Regions from separate parts of the Homo sapiens genome. Here region 2 is linked to region 1. The links are chromatin loops, found by intact Hi-C in ENCODE. Cell type or tissue: K562. All regions are shown on one strand. Links, peaks and the distances in the headings refer to the core of each region. The heading gives the core; the rest is flanking DNA.

Region 1 (15,734 bases), core at 3,298-11,297:
CTCAAGACACAAATCTGAGAGCTAAGGTTGCTACAAGATTCCTTCCACACGGTAATCTGGGAACTAGAACCGCGATAAAGCCCTTTAACAATAGACTCATTTCAGGAAGTTTGTTACACCAAGGTTGCTGTGTGTATGCACGCTGTGGGTTCTGCAGTGTGGGGCTTCATTCAAAGCTGCAGGAGTAAAAGCGATGCAGCCCACATTTCCAGGGCATTTCAAGCACTCCTCAGTTGTTTTGGAAACCTCAGTCTTCATGGTAAAAATCAACTATACAAGTTAGGTTTGGTTTATTTTTCATTTCTCTTTGGATTTCCATCTCCTACCATGAAAAAGATACACACTACCTCTATTTAGTACCTGGAAAACAGAAAGCCCCTTCTGTTTTGCTGTTATTTTACTCCAGCATGGGGGGGACAGAGAAGATGGGGTGATAAGGCCTGGGGATTTTCTTCAAGGCAGTGGCACGCCAAGGGACCCCAAATGTAGTGGGGACATTGGTGAATGATCAAGCATACCTGTGACAGAAGATAAAGAGACACCGGCAGGCTAATTTTCGGCCGTTCTCCTCCCTAGTGCAGGGTGGCAGGAGAGAGAGAGAGAGATCAGGTCACACAAGCGAGCAGCACAAAATACACAAAGCCAAAAGCCTTCTGTGTGAACAAAGGCGTCCTGTCCCACTGACTTCCTCCACGGCCCTAGGGCTGTCCTTTCTTGGTGCTACTCAAAAGTCCACTCCGCAAAATCCCACTCAATACTGTTTGCAAGGACACTATTTTTCCATCTGAGAAACCTTTCACCATTACTCACGGATGAGAGGCTGACCCACGAGAACTTGCTCCTTAAGTTACCAAGCACGTTCATTTGTACCAGCTGGGGCACTGGACGCCCCGGCAGGAGAGGCCTCCAGGAGGCCTGTTCTTGGGAAGTTATTTTCAAAGCATGGGGGAGGAGGTTTAGGGCACTCTGGCCTTGGAAAAGCCCCTCGTTTATAATGAATTTCAAGATGCTCCATTTCACACCCACCCTGTTAGAGAAGAATAGTTAGGCCCTCATTTTGCAGCCGAAGAAACGGGCTCAGGTTAACTGCTTTAGGTCACAGAGTTAGGAAAGGGAAGAGGCAGAATTTGAATGCAGGTCTGAAAACTCCAATTCTCATACTTTGTCTCTGCCTCCCAGAGCTGCCTCTGGTAAAGCTAAGGCGCTTATTCACCTTTATAGTCTTCTCACACACACACTCTGTCTCTGTCTCTCAGGAAATAAGAGGAAAGGAAAGGAAAAGCAGCGTGCTTTGAAAGGAGTCTCCCTCCGGCTCAAAGCCTCAGTCCTGGCTGGGCACGGTGGCTCATGCCTGTAATCCCAGCACTTTGGGAGGCCGAGGCAGGCGTATCACCTGAGATCAGGAGTTTGAGACCAGCCCGGCCAACATGGTGAAACCCCGTTTCTACTAAAAATACACTTTCTTTTATTTACTCATCTGTAGTGAGAATCTTGAAAACTCCATCCCCTTGGAGCACCTCTGCATGGTGACCAGCTGGCTCTGTCCTGCCTCCTGCTGAGGCCCTTTTACCTCCGGAGGAACTGCACAGAGGCCTCCCCTCCAGAAGCAGCATTCCTCACAGGGGGGCCCTGAGAACCAGCAGCACAGAATCAGAATCACCTGAGGGATAGGTGAGACATGCAGATTCCTGGTCCTGAGGCCCTGCATGTTACCAGCCGTCATCCCCACAGGCCTCTGGGGCCTGCTAACAGTGGACAGTCACCACCCTGGGACCGTTCCCTGAGTGTGCTCCATCCCTTCCCTCCATGCTGCGCAAGTTCTGTCGCTGTCTGTATCTTCTCCAAATCAGTGGGTTCTGGCAACTACCAGGAAAAGTTACTGGGGAGGAGAACACTTCAGGGAAGGATGCACAGAAACCAAAACCCTACATTTGTAGATGTTTCCTGTTTCCTCCTGATGTCGGTAATCTTTTCTCATTCACTTTTATAGTCTTCTCACACACACACACTCTGTCTCTGTCTCAGGAAATAAGAGGAAAGGAAAGGAAAGGAAAGCCAGTGTGCTTTGAAAGGAATCTCCCTTGGGCTCAAAACCTCAGTTCTGGCCATAATCCCAGCACTTTGGAAGGCCCAGGCAGGTGTATCACCTGAGGTCAAGAGTTTGAGACCAGCCTGACCAACATGGTGAAATGCCGCCGTCTCTTCCAAAAAGTACAAAAATTAGTCAGGCGTGGTGGTATGCACCTGTAATCCCAGCTACTCGGGAGGCTGAGGCAGGAGAATTACTTGAATTCAGGAGGCGGAGGTTGCAGTGAGCCAAGATCGCACCACTGCACTCCAGCCTGGGTAAAAGAGCAAAACTCCGTCTTTTAAAAACAAACAAACAAAAAAAAAACCTCAGTCCTGATTTGCAATGCTCAGCCCCATTCCAGGGGACTGGGGACTGTTCTTCCCCACTTCTGATGGCCTTCAGCCAGCGGGAGCCACGGGGCTGGACCCACCTTGTCCTGGTTCTCCAGTGAGTACACGTAGAGGGGCAGGAAGAGCCTGTTGAGCAGGTGGTCAGTGAGCACATCGTTGAGGAACTCACAGTTGATGATCAGGATGTCATTGAGATAGTGCAGGTGGTCTAGGTGCTCTGCCACCAGATCACTCAGTTTACCCCGATTCCGATGCCTGCCAGGAGAAATGACCACCTCAGCCTGGAGGCCAACACTAGGAGCCTTTGAGCCTAACATCAATGGCCTGAGACTTAGGTCACTGTGAGTTCATCCACATATTTGAGTTAGTCTCAAGAGACACTTATCCTGGCCCCTACTGGGGAGATATACAAGGGAAAATGGGCAGGTTTACTAAAATCAATTTCAGGGGACTGCTGGGGTCTCCCAGAATGAGGTAAACAAAGCAAAATGCTGCTAAACTCTTCCAGCAAGCCACTGCATAAGCACAGCTACTAGCCACTGTGGCAAGATCCCCTGGCTCCCCAGATAAGCAGCACTAATGGAGCAATAAATCCACTGTAATTAAAATGCTCCAGAGGAGTTCTAAAGAGAAAAGCAGGCCTCCAGAGCCGTGGCCACCCCAGTGGCCCTGACGACATGCAGACATAGAGCAAAGACATGACACCCCTCCCCCAGGCCCCTGCCCTGGAGGTCTCCGTCTCCCAGCAGTTAGCAACAGCATGCTGGGGATGGGGGGCCAGGGGGTAATGTCTCTTGGGTGGAGTCAGTCTCACACTCCAGAAACAGCTGGTGAGGATGCTTTCACCACCCCCAAGGAGTATGCAGCAAATGCTAGCTAGGCATTTTGTTTGTATTGTTGTTATTACCCAACTGATAGATGATCATTTTTGACAACAGCAAATTAAAATATAAAAGCAAATAGAATTCAAAGTCTCAAACCCACCACTAACAAATATCCACTATTAACATTTTGGGACTTATAACCCTAATGTCTGTTTTTTCTACATTTTTACCTCTCCTAGTAGTAGTCACATCTAAAATATAGATGTCACATTTCTATCCGTCTAACTGTATATACTTGAAAAAAAAAAAGTAAAAACAAGATCAATTCTGCTTCTTTTACATAATTCTGGATAATTATTCCTTTTATTTATTTATTATTATTTTTTGAGATAGGGTCTTGTTTTGTTACCTAGGCTGGAGTGCTGTGGCATGAGCACAGCTCATTACAGCCTCAACCTCCCAGGTTCAAGGGATCCTCCCACCTCAGCCTCCAAAGCATCTCAGATTACAGGCACCTGCTACAATGCCCAACTATTTTTAAAAATTTTTCATAGAGGGTGGAGGGGTCTCACCATGTTGCCCACGCTGGTCTCAAACTCCTGGACTCAAGTGATCCTTCTGCCTCGGCCTCCCAAAGTGGTAGGATTACAGGCATGAACCACTATGCCCAGCCAATTATTTCTTATACTTCAACAAGATATTTCAGCTGGGTGCAGTGGCTCATGTCTGTAATCCCAGCACTTTGGGAGGCCAAGGCAGGCAGATTGCTTTAGGTCAGGAGTTCGAGACCAGCCTGGCCAACATGGTGAAACCCGTCTCTACTAAAAATATTAAAAAAAAAATTAGCCAGGGGTGGTGGCATGCACCTGTAGTCCCAGCTATTCAGGAGGCCGAGGCACAAGAATCACTTGAATCTGGGAGATTGGGTTGCAGTGAGCCAAGATTGCACTATTGCACTCCAGCCTGGGTGACAGAGCAAGACTCCATCTCAAAAAAGAAAAGAAAAAAGATATTTGGTAAATATTTACAGCAAATACATGTTGTAAAGCCTAACAGTATAATGAATGTCTATGAACCCACCGTGCGCCTGAGACCTAGAACATTTATGCACAATGTTTTGCACTTTTCTCCCACTTAATAAGATACTTTGGAACATTTTCTCTAATGGTATATTTAAAGTGCCTCACTTTTTAATACTTTGGTTTAAAAAATATCAAAGTAATATATGCAGCTAGGTTTAAAACTCAAATAGCATTGATAAGCTGATAATGAAAAAGAGCAGCTCCTGGCCCAGACTCGCCTCCTCCACTGTTTTTTTCTTTTCTTTGAGACAGTGTCTTGCTCTGTCACCCAGGCTGGAGTGCAGTGGTGCGATCTCAGCTCACTGCAACCTCCACCTCCTAGGTTCAAGCAATTCTCTTGCCTTGACCTCCCTGGTAGCTGGGATTACAGGGGTGCACTACCATGTCTGGCTAATTTTTGTATTTTTAGTAGAGATGGGGCCAGGCTGGTCTTCAACTCCTGGCCTCAAGTGATCTGCCCGCCTCAGCCTCCCAAAGTGCTGGGATTACAGGTGTGAGCCACCGCACCCAGCCCTCCTCTACTTCTCCTCACTGTCCAGAGGCAGTTACTTGTTTCTGCAGATAGTTCCTCCCATATTTCTAGAAAATCTGCATGGACTCCTATTTTGCAATTGAGCCATTTTAGGTATTATCTATTGACCTCCTGTTATGACAGAACTCTTCCATTCTCTCTGCCCCTTCCCCACAAGTAGTTATCAGTAATTGGGGTTGATGTCATAACATTCCCTGTGGAGCCAAATAGAGGACTATGATTTCATTTCCTTGCTTGTATAACTTTGTTCTTTCTATAGTTAAGTGTCTCATTATGTCTCGCATCCATGACTGTTTAAATCCATAAGGCTTCTAGCTTTCCCAATTGCTCCAATGGGTCTGCCCTGGTCCCTTTAGCATCCTGACCCCATCTAGGTGCACCTCTCACTAGGCCTGGGCAAAGCTGTCACCCTGGAGCAGTGGTTCTCAAGTGAGGGTGAATTTGCCTTAAAGGGGACATTTGGCAATGTCTGGGGACATTTTTGGTTGGTACGACTGGGGAGGGGTGCTACTGGCATCTAGCAGGTAGAGAGGCTGGCGATGTTGCTAAAAATCCTACAACGCACAGGACAGCCCCCCCAACAATGGTGCCCAGTTCAAGAGGTCAATAGAGCCAAGGGAAAGAAATCCTGCTCTGGAACTTCTAATCATCCCTTTGAGGACAAAACCACCATCCTAATCTGTTTTTTAAAAGAGATTTATTGAAGTATAATTCACATTCCATAACATTCAATTATTTAAAGTACACAATGTAATGGTTTTTGGTAGAGTCACATAGTTGCCTGACCATGATCACAGTCAATTTTAGAACACTGTTATCCCCCCTGCAAAAAAAAGCACCTTATGGCTGGGTACAGTGGCTCACACCTGTAATCCTAGCACTTCTGGGAGGCCCAGGTGGGTGGATCATGAGGTCAGGAGTTCAAGACTAGCCTAGCCAACACGGTGAAACCCTGTCTCTACTAAAAATACAAAAATTAGCCAGGCGTGGTGGTGCATGCCTGTAATCCCAGCTACTCCAGAGGCTGAGGCAGAAGAATCACTTGAATCCAGGAGGCAGAGGTGCAGTGAGCCAAGATTGCACCACTGCACTCCAGCCTGGGAGACAGAGCAAGACTCTGTCTCAAAAAAAAAAAAAAAAAAAAAAAAAAAAAAGCAAGCAGCCCCTTACTTGGCCGGATGTATGGCTCATACCTGTAATCCTAGCACTTTGGGAGGCCGAGACAGGAGGATTGCTTGAGCCCAGGAATGCAAGATTGGCCTGGGCAACATGACGAAACCCCATCTCTACTAAAAATCAAAAAAATTAGCTGGGCATGGTGGCACAGGCCTGGTGGTCTTAGCTACCTGGGAGGCTGAGGCAGGAGGAATGCTTAAACCTAGGAGGTCAAGGCTGCAGTGAGCCATGATCACCCCACTGCTCTCCAGCCTGGGTGACAGAGCAATACTCTGTCTCAAAAAAGAAAAAAAAGCCCTATACTCATTAGCAGTTGCTTCCTATGTCCCCACACAACATCCTAGCCCTAGGAAACCACGAATCTACTTTCTGCCCCTATAGATTCACCTATTCTGGGCATTTCACTAGGCATAATGCTTTTGAGGTTCATCTACGCCACACCAAGTGTCAGCACTTCATTCCTTTTTATCGCCAAACACTATTCCATCGTACAGACAGACTACATTTTGTTAATGCATTCATCAGCTGACAGAGCCCCTTGACCTTCTCACCAGCTGCGTAGCAGCCCCATCTATGGCTGTACTGAATTGATTTACCCCGCCTGCTCTGGGAGGCGTCTGAGTTGTTTCCAGCATTTCATTATTACAAATAGGTGAGCAGGACCTTTTACAGTACGGAAGTCCATGCTCTGCCTACACAGAGGTAGGGAAGTGCGGTTCTTGTGTTTATTTTTCCTTGATGAAAACAGAATTCTCCCCTAACCACCCTGTCTATCTACTGAGTGGCCCTGGGGGTGTCACTTACTCCTCATCAGTCTGCACGCAGTCATCGAGTTCGATCACATGGCTCCCAATGAACCAGACCAAATTGGAGAAGTAAGGAACAGCAGTTTTATCTCGGATGTAGTGCAGCATGGCCTGGTTATCCACTGAGAAAATTCACAGAAGAAAAAAAAAGTCAAGCTACCAAAAATAACTTGGGGAAGATTAAAAAAAAAACAAAAACAAAGCAAAACCCAAAAACCACAATGAAAAAGCCCTCTGCTATAATCTGAAATTGTCTGTCTTTCCTGGAAATACTTAAAAATGTTTATCTTATTCATAAAACTATAGTCATCAAGGCAGTTCTTATGATATTTTATACTTAAAAATAAATTAGTTGGGCTAAACATTAATGGTGCATGGGAGAGCCTACTTATCAGTAGCAGACTGAGCTAGACTACACTGAGAATTACACCATTCTCAAGCAAGGTATTTACATATAAGGGTAGATTAAGAAAGCAGAAAACCAGAGGTTAATAACTTACATGACACTGGAATAAGGAACACAGGAATCGTCATTGAAGGAAAAGCAAAAAACAGACAACAGTTAACAGGGTTAGGACCTGGGAAGGTGAGAGAGCTGCTCAGAGGGAGAGAGACTAGGGTGGGAGGCATCTGCACAGAGAGATAAGGTTAGAAGGAGACAGGAGAAAACAGAGCAGGAGGCAGCAGAACCAACTGTGGCTTGGACCAGGGTCACAATCTTACAAGCCTGCCACGTTGGCTAGTTGCCAGAGGTCCAGCGTGTGACCTGGGAGCACGGGCCTTGACCCCAAAGGGGCAGCTGCTTCTGTGCCAGCTGACCCCCCCAACTGCAGGACTGTGGGCCTTGACTAGCCAAATCTACATCTTCAAGGTGCAAATCCAGATTATCATGGAAGATCTCCCAATTTTTAAATACTGGCAACTACACATTTTTTCAAAAACTAAGCCAGTTAAAACATGTCTGATGGCTGGATATGGCCCACAGGTCCTCAGTTTGCGACCCCTGGGTGGGTCCAGTTGGGCTCTTAGAAAGGTTCTTAAATTTAATGTAAGCCCAGTGCTAGGCTGGAGTGAGTCCCTGAGAAGCCCCCACCCTCATTAGGGAGTAATAACATTTTGGCTCATGAAAGTCAAAGCCCTTTCATCCCTGAGAAAATAGTCCCATCTCCACTGTGGTGACTCCGGGGAAAATAACCCAGGAATTAGGCAGAGAACTTCCAAGCATCGCCTTGGAAGGGCAATTCCAGTTCAGGAAACTTGTGGCCAGGCAGCCTTTGTGTCAGTGCAGCGGAGAGTGGGGGAATGGCTTTTTCCCTGGGGCAATGTTTTGGGCATTAAGAACATCTTGAGGGAAAGGAGGAATTGTTAGTGCTGGGCTTTGCAGCCTGTTGGGAATACAACATTGCCCCCTGCTGTTCACAATGTGACATGCTTTTATATATTACTTAAAAGTCAAATTACCCCTTAGCTGTATTAAAGTATATTTCACAAGCCAAGACACAAAAATTTAAATGACACATTAAAAAGACAACTTTGCTTTCTCAAATTCTAAAACATAGCCACTCTGAATCCCACACGTGCCTCTCAGGACATCCTACTTCTATGTAGCAGCATGAGCAAGACTTCGACATGCCTGGAGAAGGCAAGGATTTCCATGAGCGGCCAGCTAAATGCTAGGGGATTCCAAGTTTTTCATGAGAGAAGCTGCCACGGCTCATCATCAATGTGCTCCCTCGTGACAATCGGAGAACTGTACGCACACACACGGGAGTGAGTGCTTGCTGCCAAGTCAGAAATCAGCCGAGACACAAGCCCATGAGGACACTTACCTTTATAGACATTCAAAGTTATGGTTCTTACAGCAATTCTAACCATGCTTTCAGGGTGGTTGAAAAACTTGATGGCTTCTGTGTACAGGGCAAAGTCATTGGTGTGCTAAAACAAAAGAAATAACGAAAACAAATTATAAGCCCATAAGCCAGGCCTGGCCCCACCCCAACTCTCTGAATTCCATCAGAGACTTCAGAAAAAGACAAAAAAAAAAAAAAAAATGTTGCCAATGTGAACCGTAAGTCAGTGGTTCATTCCCAATGGGGCATGTAGAAAGGGACAGGAAGGCAAAGCCATGGAAGAAACAGAAGAGTCCAAGTCCGTGTGGTGGTGCACACCCATAGTACCAGCTACTTGGGAGAGGCTGAGGTGGGAGGTTGGCTTGAGCCCAGGAGTTGGAGGCTGCAGTGAGATGTGATCGTGCCACTGCACGCCAGGCTGGGCAACAGAGCAAGACCCTGTCTCAAAACAAGAAAAAAGAAAAAAGAGCAGTAGTAGTGGTAGTAGTAGTAATCACTGATTGATTGGCTGGGAGTGGTGGCTCATGCCCAGAATCCCAGCACTTTGGGAGGCCAAGGAGGGGGGATTGCTTGAGGTCAGGAGTTTTGAGACCAGCCTGGGCAATGTGACGAGACCTCATCTCTACTTTGAAAATTATAATTAAAAAGAAAATGAGTCCAGATAATGTCAGACCTGGGTTCATTACCCATTCTACCACTTCTAACCTGTGCAATGCAGTATTTCTAAACCTCTGTTTCTACATCTATAACATGGGGATAATAACATCTACTTTATGGTTTCCAGATTAAATGAGATCATTTCTGGTCTTGTGCTTATCCCAGCACCTGACACCTAAGAAGTACTCAGTGGGATGCAGGGAAACATGAGGGGAAGGCTGGTGAGAACCTTCTGAGAAAGTTTTCTTTGGAAGTTAAAAAGGGACACAAGAAGGGAAGTGATCTCATCAGGCATTTTGGCAGTGGCAGCCAACCTGTGACCATGAGGGGTTGAACCTGAGGATGGATGCCAGCTGTATAGTCAGCAGAGCAGCAAGATGGGAAAGCCTGGGTCCTCGCTGATACTGTTGAACCACAGGATGAACCAGCCCCAGCACGACCAGTGCCTGGACCTTTTGGTGTGGGTGATACATTGACCCTATTGTTCAAACCCCTTTTAGGTGTGAGGACAGGAGCAATTTATTTATTTAAGTTGTTCATTTTAATAATTCTCCCAAAGAATGTCAGGGACATTATCTTATCAACAATAGCAACGTCTATGCTTTTAGGGAGCTATGTACATACTGGCACTTTGAAGACATCATCTCATTTAATTTAACCCCTAATAACCCTACAAGATGTATATTCTTATCCCCATTTCTCAGATGAGGAAACTGAGGTTCAGAAAGGGACTGGGACTTCCTTAAGGTGACACAGCAGGGAAGTGACAAAACCAGCCCTGACTGGAGTTCCTGTTTTTCCCACAGGGCAACACTTCCCCAAGACAACATCTGGGCATGTCTCCTCTCTACCAAGTATAAAGCTCTCAGAACAAACTGAATTTTACATTAACAATGGAAAGGCTGGCCAGGTGCTGTGGCTCATGCCTGTAATCCTAACACTTTGGGAGGCCAAGGTAGGAGGATCGCTTGTGCCCCGGAAGTTCAAGGCCAACCTGGGAAACATAGTAAGACCCTGTCTCTACAAAGAATTACATTTTTTTAATAGAAAGGTAACTTATTTAATTAAAAAAATTTTTTAAACATGCCAAAGTCAAAAGTGTTGCCATGAAAATCATAACAAGCATATAAGAGCTTTGTAAACAGACACAAGACCATCCAGATATAAGGCGCTGCCGTAAAAAAAAAAAAAAAAAGCCACGTGTGGCTTTACACCCACACGTGCCCCTCTGGCAATTACTTACCTCATTATAAAAGAAATGGACAGTGTGGTTGTTGAGTTTTAACGAAAGTGTTTTCAGGAACGATATATAATAGGCCATAATCTCCTCATCAGAAAAGTCAAATTTATGAACGATGATAGAATTTACGTAGTTATTTGAGAGCAAATAATCTAGAGGGAGAAAAAAACAAAACAGGTTAACTCATGCTGGAGGAAAGATAAGCCAGGTAACAAGCAGATGACCACGTTAATGTACTTGAATCAGGTAAGCCTCTGGGTTGCTGGGATTAAACACACTAACTGGGAAGAGCTTAACTTTTAACCAGCAAAGAGATCATCTTCAATGTACAGTCACCAGGAAGTTCAAAGGCATCACCAGAGAACAGCCCTTCCCCGCCCTCCCACACCAAATAAAAAAAAGACACTCCAACATTTTCTTTTCATTGATGGCAAAGTGCAACAAAGAGCTGGGAGTAGGGGGAGATTAGCTGGTGTGTGGGCATTTTCACAAACCACCCATGAATGAGGGTAAAAAGCTGCCCCCTTCTGCCATCACAAATCACATCATCAACTCTGAAGGCCACAGTAGGGTTTTTTTCCTCCTTATATAGCAACATGATTGCATAAAGGTCCCTTCCTGCTGAATCCCTACTACATGCCGGCCACTAGGCTGAGTGCTTTACATGACCATTAACCATCACATGATCCTGCTCATTCTTCCCATTTTGCAGATGAGCAAAAACATCTCGGAGATGTTAACTTACCCGTGCACAGAGACAGTCACAGAGAAGGGATTCAAACTTAGGTCTGATGTCAGAGTTTGTCATGCATTATGGGGGCCCAACAATGAAAACTGGGTGATGAGGGCCCAAGGGCACTGGGGTCAACTGAAGAGCAACCCCATTCCCCAGCTCCCAGCGCCTGGCCCTGCAGAAATGCAGGCCAGTATGGTGAGGGCTTTCAACAGTGAAGAGAGGCAAAACCAGATTCCAACACTGCATCTCCTGATCCTGACATGTTTGCCACTGAAATCAACTAGCTTTTAAAGCTGTGCTGGCCGGCAAAAACATGTCTACTAGCCAGCTGCAGCCTATGGCCTGCAGTTTGATATCTCAGTGTTGGGCCCTTGCCAGGCATATTTCCCTCTGTGTTCTTACCAGCCACCCTGCAAGGCAGGCACTGCTGTCCCATCGCCTGTCCTTTGGAATGTTGTGTGAGTGCTGCACCAGCTCACCTGCCCGGCCCCCAGGACAGCTAAAGGCAGAACACGATTCACACCTGCTGGGGGCATGGTTTGGAGCCTCGCTACTCAGAGTCTTGTCCTCAGATGGGGAGCACAGCAACCCCGGAGCTTGTCAGACCTGTAGGATCTTGGGCCCCGGCCCTGCGCCACGGAGTCAGAATCTCCAGGGGTGGGCCCAGCACTCTGCATGTGAGAAGTGTGCAGGGCTCCCCATGCGTGCTAGTGTTTGGGAAGCTCTGGGTTTAATCGTGGACTTGGACTGGCCTGCTTGTGTCCACATCTCGCCCCTGCCACTTCCTAGCTGTGCTGTGACCTTGGGCAAACTGCTGACCCTCCCCACGCCCCAGTTTCATGAAGCCAAAACTTCCTCATGAAGTAGTGGTAAGAGTTAATGGAGAAAATGCACAGAAAGCACTCAGGACAGTAGTAGTAGTCACTGATTCACTGGCTGTGTGAATGGACAGCATGGGCCGCAATGCAAGCACTCGATAATGTTAACTGCCATTCTTCTTATTATTATTACTATTATTCGGAGATTCAAAATCTCAGCTTTAGCCAGGTGTGATGGTGTGCACCTGTGGTCCCAGCTTGAGGCCAGGAGTTCAAGGCTGCAGTGAGCCATGATCGTATCACTGGAGACTAGCCTAGGCGACAGGGTGAGACCTGTCTCTAAAAACAAAACAAACAAAGAAAATCTCTACCATATTCCAGGACTGAAAACAGTTGCTCTTGGGTGAAGAGGAAATAAACCATTAAGTTATTTGGAGCCGTCGAGGTACCTAACTGAGGTCGATCAAAGTCAAACTCAACAGTCTGTTGGGAATCATCAAAAACACCACAAAGAGGAATCTGGGAGCCCGGGATCGTGATGGAAGCCACAGTGTGGGCCTGTGGCGTGGTCCTCCTTGGAAGTCAGTTCTCCGGGAAAGCCACTGCATTCAGAAAAGCCACTGTGCACTCTGAGCAGGCATGGCAGACAGGCTGTGCGGTTTGTAGTCTTAGAAGAGCAGTTTTCAAAATCGCCTGCTCATAACACTACTGAGGCAGTGCTTGGGGATCCCTCCAAGCAAGGAGTCAATGGGTCTAAGGCAGAATCTTAGGAATCTTAATGTTTTTAAAGATGGGGTTATGTATATCACAAATCCTAAGTGGACAGCTTGACATATGTGGAAATATACACACACATATATGTATGATATGGTTTGGCTATGTCCCCAACTAAGTCTCATCTTGAATTGTAGTTCCCATAATCCCCACGTGTTGTGGGAGGGATCAGGTGGAGATAATTGAATCATGGGGGTGGTTTCCCCCATCCTGTTCTCGTGATAGTGAGTTCTCACGAGATGTGATGGTTTTGTAAGGGGCTTCCCCCTTTGCTGAGCACTCATTCTTCTCCTTGCTGTTGCCATGTGAAGAAGGATGTGTTTGCTTCACCTTCTGCCATGATTGTAAGTTTCCTGAGGCCTCCCCAGCAGTGCTGAGCTGTAAGTCAATGAAACCTCTTTCCCTTATAAAGTACCCAGCCTCGGGTATATCTACGTATAAAACACATAGATACATAACCCTAAGTGCCCAGCATGATGAATTTTTACATATACACACGGTGTAAGCACCATCCAGATCCCAAATCTGACATTCCCAGCTCTCCAGAAGACTTCCTCATGCCCCTGCCCAGTCAGTACCCGCTACCCCAATGCAACCCTTATTCTGCTTCTAGCACATCAGACTCGTTTTGCCTGTCCATGAACCTTATCTAATGGAAGCAGACAGTACGCACACTTCCTATGTCTGGCCTCTTTCGCTTATTACCACATCTGAGGGCTTTCCAGGTTGCTGTGTATGCAATGGTAGTAGTTCATTCCTTCTTTCCTTTTCCTTTTTCTTTTCTTTTTTGCTATATAGTAGTACATTCTCTGAATAGTCCACAGTTTATTTATCCACCTGGAGTCTAACATGGGTATCGTGTCACCCAGGTGATTCTGATACCCAGAGCACTTCTTTTTCTTTCTGTGTCATTCTGGCTCTTGCTGGGGGAGAAGTAGGGAGGGGTAATGGGCTGGCAGGATAAGGAGCTGTTGGGGTGTCTTACTGAGCCCTGCTGTGACTGGCTAGTGGCTTCCAGACCACCAGCAGCACAGACACCATACTGGGAGCTTCAGATGTGCAACTGTGAGTCTCTCAGCTGTACCCTGGAGCTGGAACAGCGACAGGCTCCCTCCACTCCCCAGCAGGGACTTTTCCAGGGCCTCCAAGAGATGACTCTGTGGGTGGTGGGGGGCCACCATAGGACAGTTGGAGGTGCCTCTATTATCAGGCTGGGATTTTTCTACTACCCCCTCACTGTGTGGCTGACTTTCTGTGGTATCCTTTTCTAATAAACCCGGGAGCCTGTACGTAATCTCAGTCTCTCGGGACTCTGTCACTTAGGTCACTAACCCCAACAGGCAACAGGTGCATTTGTGAAATGGTAGCTTGTAATAGTGAAAAGCTGGAAACCACCTAAATGCCCGTGGTCAGGTTAAATAGATTATAGCACAACAAGCTGCCACTCCTAAACCAAACCAGGCAGGGTTACAGAACGGGACAATGAGATCTAGGATACACTGGGAAGGTGGGAAAAAGAAAAGCAAACAGCAGAATGGCTGGTGCACAATGGATCGTTAGGGTTGAATTCTGCAGAAACTTGACTTTACATTTTTCTAACATTTGGCTTTTCGTTATTTAACAATGAGGACATTTTTTCTTCTGTGATTAGAAAACAAAAATAAAAGCAAAGGTCTTCTATCCTCCTCACCCCTTACAAATCCAAGTTCTGTAAACGTGCAATGATTTCTACCCTTTTTGCAGGGCTTATAAAAGCACTGTGGTGAAGGGGCTATAAAGCCAGGGGCATCTGCCTGGGTTTCCCACAGCAGGGCACCCTTTTCGGTGCCAGGACAAGAAAAGCCACGCATACTGCATGATCTCAATTACAGGGAGAATCTAAGACAGTCAAATTCATAGAAGCAGAGAGTCAAAGGGTGGTTACCAGGGACTGGGGAGGAGGGAAATGGGGAGACGCTGATCAAAGGGTACGACGCACGATGAGTAAGTTCCGGAGCTCTCATGTACAGCACAGTGACTACAGGTCATCCTACTGTGTTACAGACTTGAAATCTGCTAACAGATCTACTGCATATTTTCATCACCCAAGGTGCACACACAACCCCCACCCACACACACGCACAAAAGTGAGGTGATGGATATGTTAATTCACTTGATTGCCGTGATTATTTCACAATGTACACATTTTTTTGTGTATATGTATATATTAAATCAAGTTGTACACATTAAATATATACAATTTTTAAAAGCCACATAATTCAGAGAAACACTCTAAAAGCCGTAAGTTTTGATCGCCCCACCCCCATCTCAATCCAGTCACCCCGTGCCTAGCTGGACTTTGAGAGGCTTCCCAGGGCAGGGACACTGAGGGTGATGTTGCCTTAAAGGATAAAACCGACACCATGGCCATGTCCTATCTGCCAGACCCTGTGCCTCGCTCTGAACACCTGCTCTCACGCTCACGCCCAGCCACTCTATGCTGCAGCCACTGTGCTCTCCTCTTGACAGATGCACAAACAGCAGCTCGGAGCCTTCACTGTCCAGGCACGTGCAGGGAGCCAGTGTGGGGCAGAACTGGGCCTGGGACCTGGTTCAGTCTGAGTCAAGGGCCTGTGCCACTGAGCTGGATCTTCCCCTCAGAGCTTTTAGAAACCGCAGTCATTTCACATCCAGTGAAACAGGCGCTGGTAACAAGGGAAACCATTTAGGGAGACAGGAGTCGGCCCACATTTGTCAACTTGCGGTCACCGGGAAGCATAAGGCGTCTCTGAGGCAGCAGCACCACCTAGCGGCGGCTGCGAGAGCCATCACTCAGCAG
Region 2 (15,734 bases), core at 4,805-12,804, 190 kb before region 1:
AACCCAACTGAGCATCAGCTGGTTTCACTGCCTCATGTGGGATGAACCCACGTGGGCTCCCTGGGGTCCACTTTGCTGCTGATTTTAGGAAAGCACCAGGCCTTCCTCCCCCAGGGGTTCACACCACCCAGCCTTCTGCTGGCTGGGGTTGTACATGTTAGCAGGCCTTCACGAGTGGGGCCGTGACTTTTCACTTGGGCCCTAGAGCAGCCACGCACGTTGGAAGGAGAAACATACTTCATGGGCTGCCTCCAACCAGGATCCAGATCGGGGCCCGGGTCTCTGCGACACCCTGGAGGTGCCTGAGACAGTCTTGGAAACCGCATCGGATATTCTGCTGGCATGGGCTTTAGGGCTGCCAAGGCTAGGCTTCAGATCCTGGCTCCTCTGCTGGCTAGCTGCATCCTCTGGGCCAAGTTGCACAGCCTTTCTGGGCCCCTGTGTTTTCTACTGTACAATGTGAGGCGGAGTGTGGCAGGATTCAACAAGGGGACATCTGTGAAGTGCCTATAAGCATGGTGTCTGGCACAGGTGGGCTCAATTTCAGGAGGAGTATCTACTGGGACGCCACACAGCAGGTGCACACTGAGAAGGCCCTGCCGTGGCTACAGCAGGAGCCTAGGCTGATTGGTGGGTGCCTGGGCCACACCAACTGTCAAAACAGCATGAAGGTCACTCCCAGCTTTTAACAACATCCTTGAACAATTCAAGTGTTCAAAACCGTGGGCTAGAGCTATGGAAAACTGGGCCTGTCTCATCACTTGGGGGATGGCATATCTTGTGTACTTGCCCAGCCAAACACCTGGCCATGCAAAGTGTGCAAAGGAGGGCCAGGCGTGATGGCTCATGCCTGTAATGCCAGCACTTTGGGAGGCTGAGGTGGGTGGATCACTTGAGGTCAGTAGTTCAAGACCAGCCTGGCCAACATGGTGAAACCCCATCTCTACTAAAAATACAAAAATTAGTTGGGCATGGTGGTGCGCACCTGTAATCCCAGCTACTCAGGAGGCTGAGGTGAGAGAATTGCTTGAATCTGGGAGGTGGAGGTTGCAGTGAGCCGAGACTGCGACACTGCACTTCAGCCTGGGCAACTAAGCAAGACTCTGTCTCAAAAAAACAAAACAAAACAAAAAACAAATCAATGGCAAAGAAGCCACTGGGGTTTCCTAGTTCTGACTTCGGAGGGTCTGGCAGCCGCTCTCTACAAAAGGGAGCTTCCTGGACTCTGGGAGGCTCCATAATCACAGAGACGGGATCGCCTCTGACTTAGCACTGTACCCTCAAAAACCACTTTGAGGACATGCTGCCCCTTGTAGGGGGCTGCAGCTGTCTTCTGCTGTCCAGGCTGAAGGCAGTGGGCGGTTAGGATGAATGAGCTTGGAGGAGAGGCCCTGGCCCACCCCGCTGCCTGGCTGGCCCTCCAAGGATATCATCTCTGGTGGATCAGGGCCAGGTCCCTGGTGGGTGGAAAGTTGGGTGAGCGAGCCACGCAGGGTGACCTTCCCTCATCAGAAGCCTGAATGCTGAGTCGCACTCTGAGCCAATGTCAAATCAAGCAACTGGCAGAAGGGCTCCTATCCCAACAAAGCTGTCTCCCTTCTCCTGTCCTTGGCTTTCTCTCCTCTGCGGCTTGCTGGAACAGCAGGCAGATGTTGGAGCCATCTGGTTAGGCCCATCCCTACAAGGAACATGGGAAGCCCATATGCTTTGGTCTGGGTGGACTGGGAGGGAGATTGCAGGCTGGCCTAGAAGTCTGGCCTCAAGACAGGGAGGAGCTTGTGGGCTCTGATGAGCTCTCCTGCCAGGGATCAATAGCTGCATCCTGAGGCATCTGTAAGAGTAAAGCCCAGGCTGCCCACCGGGCATGGCCCTTCATCAGGTGAGTTGTCTCAGTGTCTGCAGAGCCAGACAGGCAGGCTGGGCCTCAGGCTTTTACTGTCATGCTGCATAAAGAATGGGGACCTACACACTTGTCTCCGCAGGCCTGCTGGGGACGCACCAAATGGGAGCAGACACCTCGGAGGTCCTGACTCTCACTTATTGACTGGAACTGCCTGGCCACCTGACAGCCAAGTTAATAGCCACTGGATTTCTGAGATGAGAAGACATTACGCTGGTACCATGCAGGGGATGGTGGGGGTAGGGACAGAGGGGCTGAGGGAGGCCAAGAAAAAAGAAACTAGCACACACTGCAGACACCAGGCCCTGGGAAAGTGCAGAGTTGAAGCCTCAGGGGTCACATTCAGGTAGACATCCATATACAGAAGCCCATTTTTGATCATTTTTGATACTGTGGGTCTTTGCCGGTGTTAACTTTAGGCAAAGAAGTATATGGCTGTTTGTTCACTTAGCTGTTGGCTGTACGTCCTTAAAAATGACAGAAAGGTGACCACAGCTACAAGGGCAAGGAAGCTTTCATCCCCAGTGCAACGGTAAATATGTGCGTTGGGGTGCATGAACACACAACCCTGCATGCCCGCCCCTGAGCAAGCATGAAACGGGATCAAGAGGGCTACTGAGGGTGCGTCTTAGTTTCTGAAAGAAGCTCTGCTGGAGTTTCCCAGCTACAAGCCTGGCAACAGGGGTGGCATCTGCTTGGATGTGCAGCCAACCTTAAATTGGGCTCAGAAATAGCTCAGAAGGGGTGGTCATGCCCTGGAGCAGGTGCCGAGTGGAAGAGGATCTCTCAGTGAGGTGGCTGTGGGGTGACTTTCCTGCCTGGGCCTCGTGAAGTCAATATGAAGTGCAGGTAACATTGTGTGTGGATGGGAGAGACACAGGTGGGTTGGGGTGCTCTGAGCCACAGGCATGAACTGGAAATGCAAAAGCTGGAAGTGCCCAAGAGAGAGGTGTAGGTGCCCAGGGAGATCTTGGCTCCTGGTGCTGAGAGGATGGTGACCAAGGGCCCTCGACCTCCCTGGCTCTGCAGTAGCCCGTGTCCTCCTGCCATGATCAATCAATCCAGAACTCAATGAGAGGTGGGCCACGTGCCCCTGAAATATGATGAGTGAGGGCTCTGGAGGGGAACTTGCAGGAACAGTGAAGGATACTAAGGATCTCCAGTCAGAGGTGCAGGCAGTTGGTGTGACCCCCCGACCCATGGCGGGGGGATGCTGCTGGGGCACAGAACATCCTGCTGGCTCAAGGCCATGGATGCTCATCCCTGCTCCTCTGGCTACAATTTGGGGCCATGTTGTGCCAGAGGCCTGGTGTCTGTACTTCCCCACATCTCACACAGCGAATAGCTCACGGCAGCCGAGAACGAGGAGCTGGTGCATGTCCCATTCCAGGCTGACTCCAGGGGCTCCCATTCACTCCCGGGTTCCCTCTGTGCCATGTCTGAAGTGGAATAAGTTGAAGGATGGCAAGATACGACTTCATCACATCCTACCAAAGAGTGGCAAAGTGCGTGCCTACTCGAACAACTGGACCGCACCACATTTAAGGACAAAACTGGTATGTTACAGAGGAAAAAAAAAATCAGCAGGAACGCGATTCTTTTCCTAGACTGCAAACAATCCCCTTGGGAGACCCCTCCTTGTGACACCTAAGACTGTGGAGGTGATGATAGGGTGGGTTTAGGTGCAGCCCGCCTGCTGCCCATCAGCTCTGCAGTCAGTGACAGCTTCGGTGGGGACCGGCCTGAAAAAGGAGCAATTCTTCCCCATCTGGGAGCTGACCCAGCCTGGGAGGGAACATCAAGTTAGAGGAATCTCTAGAGGCTTCATGTGCAGATCACCTGAGCGGCATCATCCTTCAAGTGCTGTGACAAGGAGGACCTGGAGGTCAGGGGTTTTGGTAATGGTGAGGGATCACGGGGTTCTCCAAATGTCCCCATATCACTGAGTCACGTGGCCAATACCTGCTGGACTCTGGGCTGTGGAGGGGGTGGAGGACGAGCTGGTGCCTCCAGAGTCGCAGTGGCTGGTGCTCCCGCTGCCGCTGGGGCTCCCGCTGGCGGAGGGTGGCGACTGTGAGGACAGGGACGGGGAGCTGTGCTGGTTTATGCACTGGGCCACGGCGAAGCCTGCAAGACAAAGTACCAGGTGACCAAGTGGAAGCAAAGAGTAGGCCTGAGGGCCTCAATGTCATGGTTCCACTGAACAACCCAACCTCAGTTCCTTGAAAGTCCTGCTCTGTTCCCTGGAACAGGCTGACCTCACTGGTCGTGGCCCTGACCCAGCCACATTTTGAAGCTATTTCAAGGAAAAGGTTTATTACAGGTTTATTTCAAGGAACAGAGTACAACCAGCCACAGAGCTGAGTGTGGGGCCATGAGTCGTAAATCCGAGTGCCTGATACTGGCTCAGCAGCGTGCCAGCTGTGCCCTTGAAGAGGGACGTGCAGCCTCGTGGCAAGTTCACCCAGGGATGCTAGATGCCCTCATGGTAGAGTCTCAGGCTTCTGCTGATGGTGTCCAAGGAAGGGCACCGGACCCATGCTCTGAAGTCATACCTGGGGGACCCACGCTCTGAAGTCACACCCGGGCAGGAGGACAGTGCCCTGGACGCTCCTTCCAGAGAATTTGCTCTGCCCTTGAGGTTCTAGGGAAGTCAGGTTCAGGAACAACGAAAGCCCTGGCAAAGAGCTAGTGATGATGGTCTCAAATGGCCCTCAGCATCTCCGGGACCTGGAGGTGGAGTCTGCCCACACGTTTCTGCGGTAAACTGACCCAGCGGGGATGAACGAGCCCCTCATCTTGGAGACACTCAGACCTGGGTGCACCCCTGTTTCCCACACAGAAGCACCAGACACTTGAACAGCTATTGTGTTTCTCTTGAGTCTTTCCCAGCCACAACCTGGAGTATCACTACATACTCCCACTGTTGTGGGAATAAAATGAAAGAACTATTATCACACCCCAGAACAGGGTGTGGCACATGGTGAGAGCTCAGTATACATGTTTGTTCTTTATGTTTTTTTGCGATAGGGTTTCACTCTGTTGCCCAGCCTGGAGTGCAGCGGTGTGATCTCAGCTCACTGCAGCCTTGAGCTCCCAGGCTCAAGTGATCTTCCTGCCTCAGCCTCTTGAGCAGCTGGGACTACAGGGATATGCCACCATACCCAAATAATTTTTTTTTTTTTGGTAGAGATGGGGGTCCCACTGTATTGCCCAGGCTGGTCTTGAACTCCTGGACTCAAGTGATCCTCCTGCTTCAGCCTCCCAAAGTTCTGGGATTACAGGTGTGTGTCACCACACCTGGCCGATACGTGTTCTTTACGATAAATCAAAGCCCCTTTTATCCGGCCCAGGAGCCCCTCTTCTGGTGGACATGTGCTTTTCTGCAGGCCACGACTTCAGCCCCTAGGAGCCAAGCAGGACCCATGGTGATGGTGCTTCGTGGCACAGAAGCAGCCCCAAATTGCGGTGGAGATATGGGGGGGCGAGTCCTCCTTCCAGCTGAGAGAGGGGATCTCAACCCTCTTGGTCACTCCTGCAGCCTTCCCACTCCTCAAGCGAATGCATTCACCACAGCCAGCCCTGGACCCCATTCATGCCACCTGCCCTGCCTGAACTTCACACGGTCCAGCTCTCTACTAACACTACTTCCAGAAGGCCCTCTAGGCCCTGACCTCACCTTTCTTGAAACTCAGGAAGGCTGCAGGGTGTTAGCAGGGGTTGGCATCCTGCAACCTGCTGCCTGCTTGGTAAGTAAAGTTTTACTGGAACAAGCCACGGTCCTTTGTTTACAGAGACTATGGCTGCTTTCTCGATCAGCGGCAGAGTTGAGCAGTTGCCATAGCGACCACATGGCCTGCAAAGCCTAAAAGGCTTTTTTGCCAGGTTACCTGGCTCTGGACAGAAGCAGTGTGCCCATCTGGTGCAGGGGATGACACCCAGGTTATGGCACCAGGGAAGCCTGGGATTTAACCCTCCTCTGCTCACTTCCCAGCTGAGGGACCTTGGGCAAGTCCCTGATGTCCCTCAGCCTCCTTCCTTTCACCTACAGATGGGACCTGCGGCTCAGCTTAGGGCTTAGCAGGACTCTTCTCCGGGCCATCAAGGAGGGGCTATTTCCACTCAGGTTCATGTGAAGCTGTTTTCGTCTAAAGATCAGCTCCTTAAAAGGCAAGGGCCCTATTTATACCCCCAGTTGGGTTTTGGGGGTGACTTAACAAGCGCTGACTATAATGGCAAGTGCATGGGGCCCAGTGAAAGCAGGGTGAGTCTCCGAGTGAGGCGGTCATCCTGAGCACCAGCTCCTCTTGCGTGGAGGGTATTTCCTGCCCGCACCTACCGCAGAGGTCTGCTTGCGGAGAGAAAGGCAGGATGAATGTAGCTGGAGTTCTCAGGAAGAGGCACAATGTGATATATTGTGTGTGTGTGTGTCGGGGGCCCGCTCAGATGAACTATGGCAAACATCCGGCAAATCCAAACACTGGGCAGGAAGATTCCTTGGGGACACTCAGCCGCAGCCTCATGGAACCAGTTTTATAGCTGCTCACTTCTTAATCACTTAGAGCGGTAAACCCCCCAGTTTACAAGCTGTTTACTTGCCTCGAAAATGAATTACCCCTTAACAAATCAAAATGTCAAGATGGCTTTTCCCGAGCTGCCTATTTATCAGGGCCATGAACAGAGGGCCAGCCAGTGTAGTAACAGAGTTGGGATTACACCTTGTATGCTCCCGACAATGACCCCGGCTGGAAGGGATCAATGACATAGCCGTTGCCAAGGTGGTCACAGGCCCATTTGAAGAAGACACGTCTTTTCTCTTGCCCTCTTTAAAGCCATGGTTTATTACAGCATCATAAACCTGGTTTATTATCAAAAGACATCTGCAGTGGGACATGTAGGGTAGCAGATGAGAAGCTGGCACTGCAGTCAGGATGCTTAAATTCTTTTATTTTGGGAATGGGTTGGGATCAAGTCATAGATTGGCAGTAAAATCTGCATGTACTGAGTTAAACAAACAAACAAACAAAAAAATCACCAACTACCGATCCCATCCATTTGCAGGGTCTAGCTGAGCAGAGGTTACTGAACACATCTCTCCCTCACCCACTTCTACTAAAACTCCCACTTCCCTCCTTTCCACTCTCTCTCCCTTTGCCAGTGGCACTGAGACCAGAAAGCCACAGTGACTTTTGGCTTTTTTTTTCCTTTATTTTGCTGGATGGCCAAGGCCCCCCACCTGCAATTTCAAGGGGTTTTTCCCCAAATCAAAGTGGCAACACATCAGAGAATCAGGAGGGTGCTGGGGAGAATTCAGGGTGAATGTCTATGGCCAGAGCGCCCTGTCCTCTGGTTCCTGCTTCATCCCAGTCAGGCAGTCCCTGATGAACTAGCTTTGGCAGAGGTGCCAGAGGCTTTTGGTGTATGAATCAAACACACTTGGGCTGCGAAGTAGGTGCAAACACACAGACAAGCCAGAGATCGTGCGACAGGAGTGAAGGCAAACCGGCCTCCCTGAGATCCTCTCCAGTGATAACAGTCTTGGCTCTCCCTGGGTATGCTTCAAGGACAGCCTGCAAAATGTGTATCAGAGGCTGCATGGACTTTCACACCATCTGACCAATTCCACACCTGCAGCATCCCATGCTGCAGACGACACTGTGGGTGGATGCACATACCGAACTACAAGGATATTCAGCATATTGGTGTGCAGAACAGAGAACAGAAGACAGCTGATAAGTCCAAGAACTGGGGAAAGGCTAAGTGAATTCTAATCCCTCTAGATGATGAAATTCCCTGCTGCCAACCAACACGCTGGTAAGAGAAGACTAAGTGTTGGGGGAAATGCTCAAGATGGAGTCAATGAAAAAAGGTTAGAAAAAGCATGTCCCATATGTTTCCGCTCTTGCAAAAAATTTGTGCTCTCTTTCCCCCTTGTCCAGAGCAGAGAAGGCAGCTGGAGATTTGAAGCTGACACAGTGAGAGAAGCAGGTAGTTGTACTGCAGTGAGTTTTGTTATTTTTTGTGCTTGTCTGAATTTTCCAAGACTCCTATTGTAAACCTTATTTTAAACCAAAAAGAGAAAAAAAAGGGAGGATGATGGAGGGAACACAAACTGCCTGGGAACTGGATAGACTCAAGCTCCCGATCCTAACATCCTCCTGAGATCTGTTCTGCCCTCTGAAGCTCTCTCCCCTGGACTCACCAAGAGCAGGGCCAGGCAGGCCACTCCAACAGTGGGGGGAAACTATGCCCATGGTGAGACACATCCCCCACTTCCCAGGAGCCCCCAGTTTCACGGTCGGGGGGCGCAGCCCAGAGTCTTCCTGTTGCCCTCTGGCCGTGTTCTGCCAGTTATTTTGGGAAGATGAACTAATGAATAACGCTCTGGCATTTGTGAAGCACAAAAATACCAAGAAAAGGTCAGTCTTCTATTTTTAGGCCCACTGACAGAAGGAAAGCTGGGCTTGGAGTCAGAACCCCAGGTTTGAGTCCAAGCTCTGCCCAAACTGACTTCGAGACCTTGGACATGCCCCCCTCCTCCTCTTCTACAGGTCTTTAAGCTTTCCCCACCAATAATCACTTAACCATGTGATTCAAGATTCAGAGCCGGCCAGCAGCCGCCTAGGGGCTTGCACACGAGTTTCGCTTTGCTTATTTATGTTATATGTGTGTTTGTTGGAGGTACCACCATGGACACGTTGGGAGCTTTTACACACAGACCTGGATTTCTGCTTTCTTAAAAAATGAAAAGATCTGGCTTTATGGGGCCCCATTCCTGCAGGACAGCAACGGGAGAGAGATGAGCAGAGCTGGGTCCCTGCTCTTGCAACTTGCCTGGCCGTGTGGGCGTTTGAGTTGATAATCTCTGCTCTTTATGCCTAGATTGTTGGTCAAATCCATAGGACTCAGGGAAGCTGGAACCCCCAGATATCTTTCGAGTCAAGGCCCTCCTACAACCCCAGAATCACTGGGTGTGCATAGGAGTGGGGATGTGGAAATATGGCGATCTGCCTCCAGCAGCCTAGGTCAGTCCTCAGACCTCCTACCAAGAACCACTTGCTCTCAACCTTTGCTAGGCCGTTCCCTCGGTCTGGAGTTCTGTTTTGCTTCTTTTCTGTCTTTACAAACCCCTGCCCCATTCTTCATGGCTCACGCAGCTCAGCATTAGCCTGGGAGGAGTCTTTGCATAAGGTAGGGTTAACTATTCTCTCCCCTGTGCTTCTGCAGCAGCTCTGTCCAACCTTGGGGCCTTGATGGCTGTGTAGGAGTCGGCCTACCTAAGCAGGGCATAAGAAATTTGACTGCAAAGATGTTTAGGTATTTAGTGTGATGATTATCATTACATTAATAGCTAGCACCTGGAATCCTCTAGGTTAAGAGGGTTTTGTTCACTTTATTGGGAAGGCTTAAAACAAAAAAGCAAAAAGAAGAGGGTTTTGGACAGTGTTCTTGATATTGTAAGCTGTCTCTCAATAACCATTCTCCCTTTCGGTTGCAGTTACAGAACCCAGAAGCTAGTCGTGGCCAAGTGACTAAGTTGTGACCAGTGAGATAGAAATGAATGTGGCATGTGGGATTTCCTGGAAAGCTCTTTAAAAGGAAAGGGGGTATATCCTCCTCCATTCTGCTTCCTGGAAAATGGATGCAATGGCTGGAACTCCAGCAGCTGCCCTGAGCTATGAGGATGAATCACACATTAGGGACAGCAGAGCACTGAAAAGGAAGGAGTTTGGGTCCCTGACGTCTTTGTGTATCTCTTGACTACAAGGCTTCTTTTACCCGAGAGGGAAATTAACTTCCCCTTTGAGTTTATCTTTACTATGTAGTTGAACTTAATCTTAACTGATACAGTTAGGGAAAAAACTTTGTTAATGCGGGGATGTGAGTTAAGTCCCCTAGGGACAAGGGACGGGCTGGCTCCCAGAGTTTTTGGTGCAGAAAAAGCTGCCCTGTACCTGCTGGGTGGAATCTAGGTGTGGTGGGCTGAAGGGAAAGAGGGAAAGGGGCAAGTGAGGTGGGGAGGTGACCCGCCACCTAGGGCTTATGAAACACTTGGTCAACTCTTTCCCATGTGGTGCAAGTGGACTTTTTGGGTAGAAACCAGAGATGGGACCGAGTTTTTGTCTGGGTTCACACCTGGTCACAGAGATTACACACAATTGTTAAGACCCAGAAAGAGCGAGGCCCGAGAGAGACTAAAGGGTGGGAAGGGCTTGGATGTGTGTAGGCACAAAAACTAGTGGGCTTGCACCAAAAGTTTTCTGAATCTCCAAATGAGCAGGGACGCCCCCCGACCTCTGTGGCCTGCCTGGAGTTGGTGCCGCTTTGCACTTGGTAATTACTCTGAGGATACTGGCCATGTGACTAAAGTGCAACTATTTCAGGCTTAAAAAAAAATCTACCCTTGGAAGATGTGAAAACTACCTGAGATTATAGGGGATTCCACAGGAACCTTTTAGGGAGCTGAAAGGGAAGGAACCCAGTTGGCTCTGAATTCAATTTGGGGATTCTCCACTCAACTCAAAAGCACTAACCTCGCCCTGCAGCCTCATTCCCTACAGATGCCCTTACATACTACCTGTTTCCAGGAAGGGTTTGAGATGGCTTATGTTATATTTTAAAACCCAAGCCTAAATGCCATAGATACTAAATACTGAAAGCTACTAAAACAAAAAGTAAATAAGAACCCGACAATAAAAGGTGAAAAGTTATATCAGAAAGACTTCAAGCTATGGGAAGCTAATGTCACCATTTAACTCTGAGCTTCCTAGGAGCTAAGACCACAGGGAAAAAAACAGGCGATCTACACGACACACCAATTCACCCACAAGGTTTCTGTCCCATGAAACCCTCCTGGGGCATGTCTTTGAAAGCAGCTTAATGGGAGACACAACTGCCTGACTGCAGATGGAACCTCATTCCTCAAAGATAACGCCCTATGACAGCCCTTTTCAAACATTTTTTCTAAATGGTGAAACTCCAATTTATACATGAGATGAAAATGGAACTGCTCGGGCTGGCATGGTGCCTTACCAAGGAGGGCCTTCCCCTCCCCTTTCTAGACACTTCTGTGGATCCTACTTTTGAAAATCAGACAGGGCAAGGCTGGCCAGCCCGGTAATGTAATGAGGAGGGGCTGGAGATAAAACACTGGTGGTCCTCTCTATCTGTCATCTGTTTCCCTTTATTTAATAGACACACGCACACTGAGAAACCATTCTCTTCTATTAAAACAACAGTGCAGGCATGCTAATACATGCAGTCCATGGGACATTCAGCTTTTGTGCCAGGGAGATGGCAGGGCCTGGTAGAGACTGGGGCAAATCAGAAAGCACAGATTCCAGCTTCTTCTAACTGCTGCTGCAGGAGAACATGGACCTCAGTATGGCCGCAGTCTCCAGTTTGTCAAGAGAAGCTGGATATCTGGATTTTGACATAACACCTCCTGATTTTGAAAATGTTGACAGCTTCATTCATACTCCTTTTGAAAATTAAGAAGTGGGAAACCCCAAGCCAGCGAAGCCAGGCCATCTATCTTGTGAGCCGTTTGTATGCAACCAGAGGGGTCTCCAGCCTCTGTTTTTTTTTTTTCCCTGAGCTGGAGTCTCGCTCTGTCACCCAGGCTAGAGTGCAGTGGCATGATCTTGGCTCCCTGTAACCTCCGCCTCCCAGGTTCAAGCAATTCTCCTGCCTCAGTCTCCCAAGTAGCTGGGACTACAGGCATGCACCACCATGCCCAGCTAATTTTTGTATTTTTAGTAGAGATGGGTCACCAAGTTGGGCAGGCTGGCCTCGAACTCCTGACCTAAAGTGATCCTCTTCCCTCGGCCTCCCAAAGTCCTGGGATTACAGGTATGAGCCACTGCTCCCGGTCTCCAGCCTCTGTTTTTAACCCCAGGGTGTCTGTCATACCTTGGGGCCTCCTTGACCAAACTCTGGAGGTGGGGGGCTTTTGAGTCTGAGGTATGAGACTAAGACATTTAAATCTCAGTTAGAGGTGTGTCAAAGAAGTCCAGTTTTCAATAGACCTCTTTTAGGAAAAAGCTCTAAGATTTGGACAGGAGAGCTGCCTGCCCTAAGAAAAACCTACACTTATTTATGGTTGTTGCAGATTGCAAAGCATAATATAAAACCCGCTGAGGGCTGATTCGGGAGAAGCAACCCGTGCATTTTCCACAGTCTCTGCCGTGAATGAGGACCATGAGGCGTGGGTGCCCTGAGCTTGCCTTTCATTAGCAAATTCATTCCGAGGCTGTGGCTCAGGTTTCTGACGATGCAGTGTTCATATTTTCTCACCACCCATCACGATGCTGGGAAACAGTAAAAAAAAATCAATCGGCCCTGTGACCTCGCACACAAACTGAAGACAGCAAGTGTGCATGGCCTTATTTCTCCCCTTGTCGGCTCCTTCCTTGGATCTGCCCTTTCACCTCCCAGTGCAGCCTGCCAGGTCCCTGGGGCGAGAGATGGGGGGCTGGGAGGTGACTAAGTCTGGGACTTCAGCTGCTGGTGGCTCTGGACAGATTGCGGCTTACTAGAAAGATCTGCAGGTGACATAGAACCTTCTTGTTCGTGCTTCTGACTCAAGAAGCAGCTCTGGATCCTACACCCTGGCAAGATGACAGCAATACCCGAGGGCAGGCGGGGGCTAGGAGCTACTCAGTGGGGGGCTACCCTAGGAAAGCCACCTTAGGAAGACAGGGCACAGGGCCCAAACTACCCACGGCTGCTCAAAGAGCACGTGTTGGGGGCTGAGGAAGCAGGGTTCAGATTCAAGTCTAGCAACAGCACACCGACATGGGCCAGGTGAGGCCTGGGTCCTTGCCCGGGACTCCTCTTAGGAATCTACACAAAAACCAAAGAGAAACAAAAGCATTCACTGACATGTGGGCAGGGTTCAGATAGCAGTGACTCCAAGGGCCTGCAGGAGCCTTGGGGGGCCCCAGAAGTTTCCTCCCTCACTGCTAGGACCCTGAAGTTTGGGAAAGCTTCAGGTATATGCACAGAGACCCCTTTTCAGTATCCCTTTAATAAGTCTCAGATGATTTACTGTTTCAGTGCACAAAACTCTGTGCTTTCGGGGCAATGAAGGACTTGCCCCCAAATGGTGATATCTGGTTTTCTTCCTGTGCACTGGTGCTGAAGAAGCCACTTCCTGTCCAGCCCAGGGCGCAGGTCTACACATCAGGCACCTGGGGAAGGGATGTTCGTATGGCCTCCCGGGCCAAGCCTGAGCTGCCACCATGGGCGACCCCCACATCACTGATCACTGACTAGGCTGCACCTCACAACGCTTAAATACTTTTTATTTCTGATTGCTTTTCAACGGATAACATGTCCAACATACAAAAATAGCTGGGAACTTGCAGAGTCTTTTAGCCTATAGCTCTTTATCCATGGATAAATCCTCTCAGATTTTAAACACTATCCTTGAAAACCTGCAGAAAAGAAAAAATGGTCTTTCAGTATCTTGCTTTCTCTCTGTGTCCTAATTGTGCCCTTAGAAATGTTTTTGCTGTCGGGTGAAGGTCTGCCTGTGAGGGCTGCCAAGTCTAATGCCCCTTTTGCTACCGGCAGGGGGTGGGTGGGGGGGGGGGCGGGCATTTGGGCTGTGTGAATATGAGGAATGCGTGCATCTTACATGAGCACCTATCCAGGCCACAGAGGGTTGGATGGCACATGGGGGACACAGGTGGACCAGATCTTGGAATCTCTCGCAGTGGTGCAACCTTGCTTTGGATTTCTAGAACTGAAGGTCGCCAGGGCTGGGCTTGATTCCCAAGGACCCAGTCCCTGCCTCGCCCAGCCCCTGCCCTCTTCCACTGGTATTACCGTCTGTAAATTAGCAAGCAAAGACCTCCACAACAGTCTGTCAGCCAAGGCACTAGCAAGCTTGGGAGCGGCCATCTGGGCTGCCTCTCTACTGCGGCAGTCAGCAGGGCTGAAACGGCAGCAGGAGGAAGGCGGGTTAGACAGCACCCAGGAGACTCCCAGGCACAGGCGCTCACTGACCCCAGCTGGAGCAGAATCAGGAATGCACCAGGAGCAGGGTGGGTCACTATGGCCCTGCTTGCAAAGGATGGCCCCCCAAGGTTCTGGCTGGCCAAGGAGTGGCAGATTAGTTGTGTTTTTTTTTTTTTTTTTTGAGATGGAGTCTCACTCTGTCACCCAGGCTGGAGTGCAGTGGCACAATCCTGGCTCAGAGCAACCTCTGCCTCCCGCATTCAAGTGATTCTCCTGCCTCAGCCTCCCAAGTAGCTGGGACTGCAGGTGTGCGCCACCATGCTCCACTAATTTTTTTTGTTTTTGTATTTTTAGTAGAGATGGGTTTCACCATGTTGGCCAGGCTGGTCTCAAACTCCTGACCTCAGGTGATCCAGCCGTCTTGGCCTCCCAAAGTGCTGGGATTACAGGCATGAGCCACCATGCCCGGCCAGGAGCGCCAGATTCTTCCCCAGCAAGTCTCTTATCCCATCAGCCCCATTTTGACCTTTTTGGCCAGAAGCAGGGAGGCCGTACAGTGTGTATCCTACACTGACATGTTTGGCCTGCTCCGTGTGTTCTAGGAGGTGGCACTGTACAAAGGGGCCAGGGAATTAGTCTTGATTCTCTGCAAAAGGCACCTGCCGTTGACACATACTTAGTATGCACCCAAGGCAGAGAGCACCATGCCTGTGGACCCATTCCATTTGCTTGTGTTCGCCAGGACTCCGACTTTGCAGGGTGGGGTAGTTAACTTCTGCAGCTGGGTCACCTCACCAAAGTCTCTCCTACCGTGTGTTTTAACAGATTGGGGCTAGGCCAGACCGATGGCTGATGACGTTCTATGACACATCATCTACAACAAGAACTGAAGATACTATCTGGAACTATGTGAGTCAGATAGAATCAGGGAGTATGTGCGGAGCCACAGAAAGGCCGTGATGGATAACAGCACAGAACAAGCTTCAAAAACCCACAGCTGAGGTTGTTAAGTGGACAGGGCTCTGTTGACGTCTGCCCTGGCAGACCTGTGGGACATGGCTAACCGGACGGCTGGACACGAGCCTTCTGCTATCTGCAGGGGAGAAACCTGAAGAGCAGCAACTTGGCTTTAGGCTTGTCACTTTTACTCTGGCTACAGGATACGGTGGTGAGGAGAGTGCCGTGGCTCTGGGCATGTGACAGCAGGGGACCTGTTCACCCCACGAGCCTGTGTCCTCTAAAGCACTGTTGTCACTCTAAAGCAGAGTGACACCACCACACCTTACAGGGTTCGTGAGGATGAAAGCATTAACGCAATCTAAATGTTCAGGTAGCACTCGCTGTTTTGATTCCTCGGCTGGAATTTACGGTGCCTGGAACTTGGGCCCAATGAGGCAATAACTGGGATTTTCTTCTCTTTTTTTGGAGACAGGGTCTCACTCTGTCACCAAGCCTGGAGTGCAGTGGCATGATCCCGGCTCACTGCAGCCTCTTGACCTCGCCAGGCTCAGCTGATCCTCCCACCTCAGCCTCCCGTGTAGCTGGGACTACAGGTGCACACCACCACACCTGGGTAATTTTTCTGTTTTTTGTAGTGGTGGGTTTTATTTATTTATTTATTTTTGAGATGGAGTCCCGCTCTGTTGCCCAGACTGGAGTGCAATGGCACGATCTCAGCTCACTACAACCTCCGACTCCCAGGTTCAAGTGATTCTCTTACCTCAGCCTCCCAAGTAGCTGGGATTATAGGCAACTGCCACCACACCTGTCTAATTTTTTTGTATTTTTAGTAGAAATGGGGTTTCACCATGTTGGTCAGGCTGGTCTCGAACTCCTGACCTCAGGTGATCCGCCCACCTCAGCCTCCCAA

What was found. Hi-C counts contacts between places; a loop is a spot of excess contacts. Peaks named below come from ENCODE experiments on the same cell type or tissue, not always from the same donor. Only the 100,000 strongest peaks of a DNase experiment are listed, where the experiment ranks them.
Region 2: a loop joins it to region 1, with 4 times the contacts of the local background. A loop is called at or near these places in 2 of 110 quality-filtered maps.

Annotation. Positions count from the first base shown.
Region 1 is chr16:10,964,167-10,979,900 of GRCh38, reverse strand. It overlaps CLEC16A (C-type lectin domain containing 16A), which reads right to left. Exons shown (of 24, transcript NM_015226.3): 4 at 10,592-10,740; 5 at 8,671-8,776; 6 at 7,342-7,347; 7 at 6,840-6,963; 8 at 2,502-2,676; 9 at 519-572. Among named protein-coding and RNA genes, the nearest start is that of CLEC16A, 27 kb to the right of the region's middle. RefSeq lists silencers at 7,574-7,751, 8,075-8,369 and an enhancer at 14,305-14,384. In K562, for the core only: a CTCF peak has its summit at 8,252 (motif pointing left); DNase peaks (open chromatin) are centred at 7,500 and 8,220.
Region 2 is chr16:11,154,681-11,170,414 of GRCh38, reverse strand. It overlaps CLEC16A (C-type lectin domain containing 16A), which reads right to left. Exons shown (of 24, transcript NM_015226.3): 23 at 3,863-4,027. Among named protein-coding and RNA genes, the nearest start is that of SOCS1, 94 kb to the left of the region's middle. In K562, for the core only: no CTCF peak of the experiment used is centred there; DNase peaks (open chromatin) are centred at 4,845, 8,854, 9,458, 10,797 and 1 weaker place.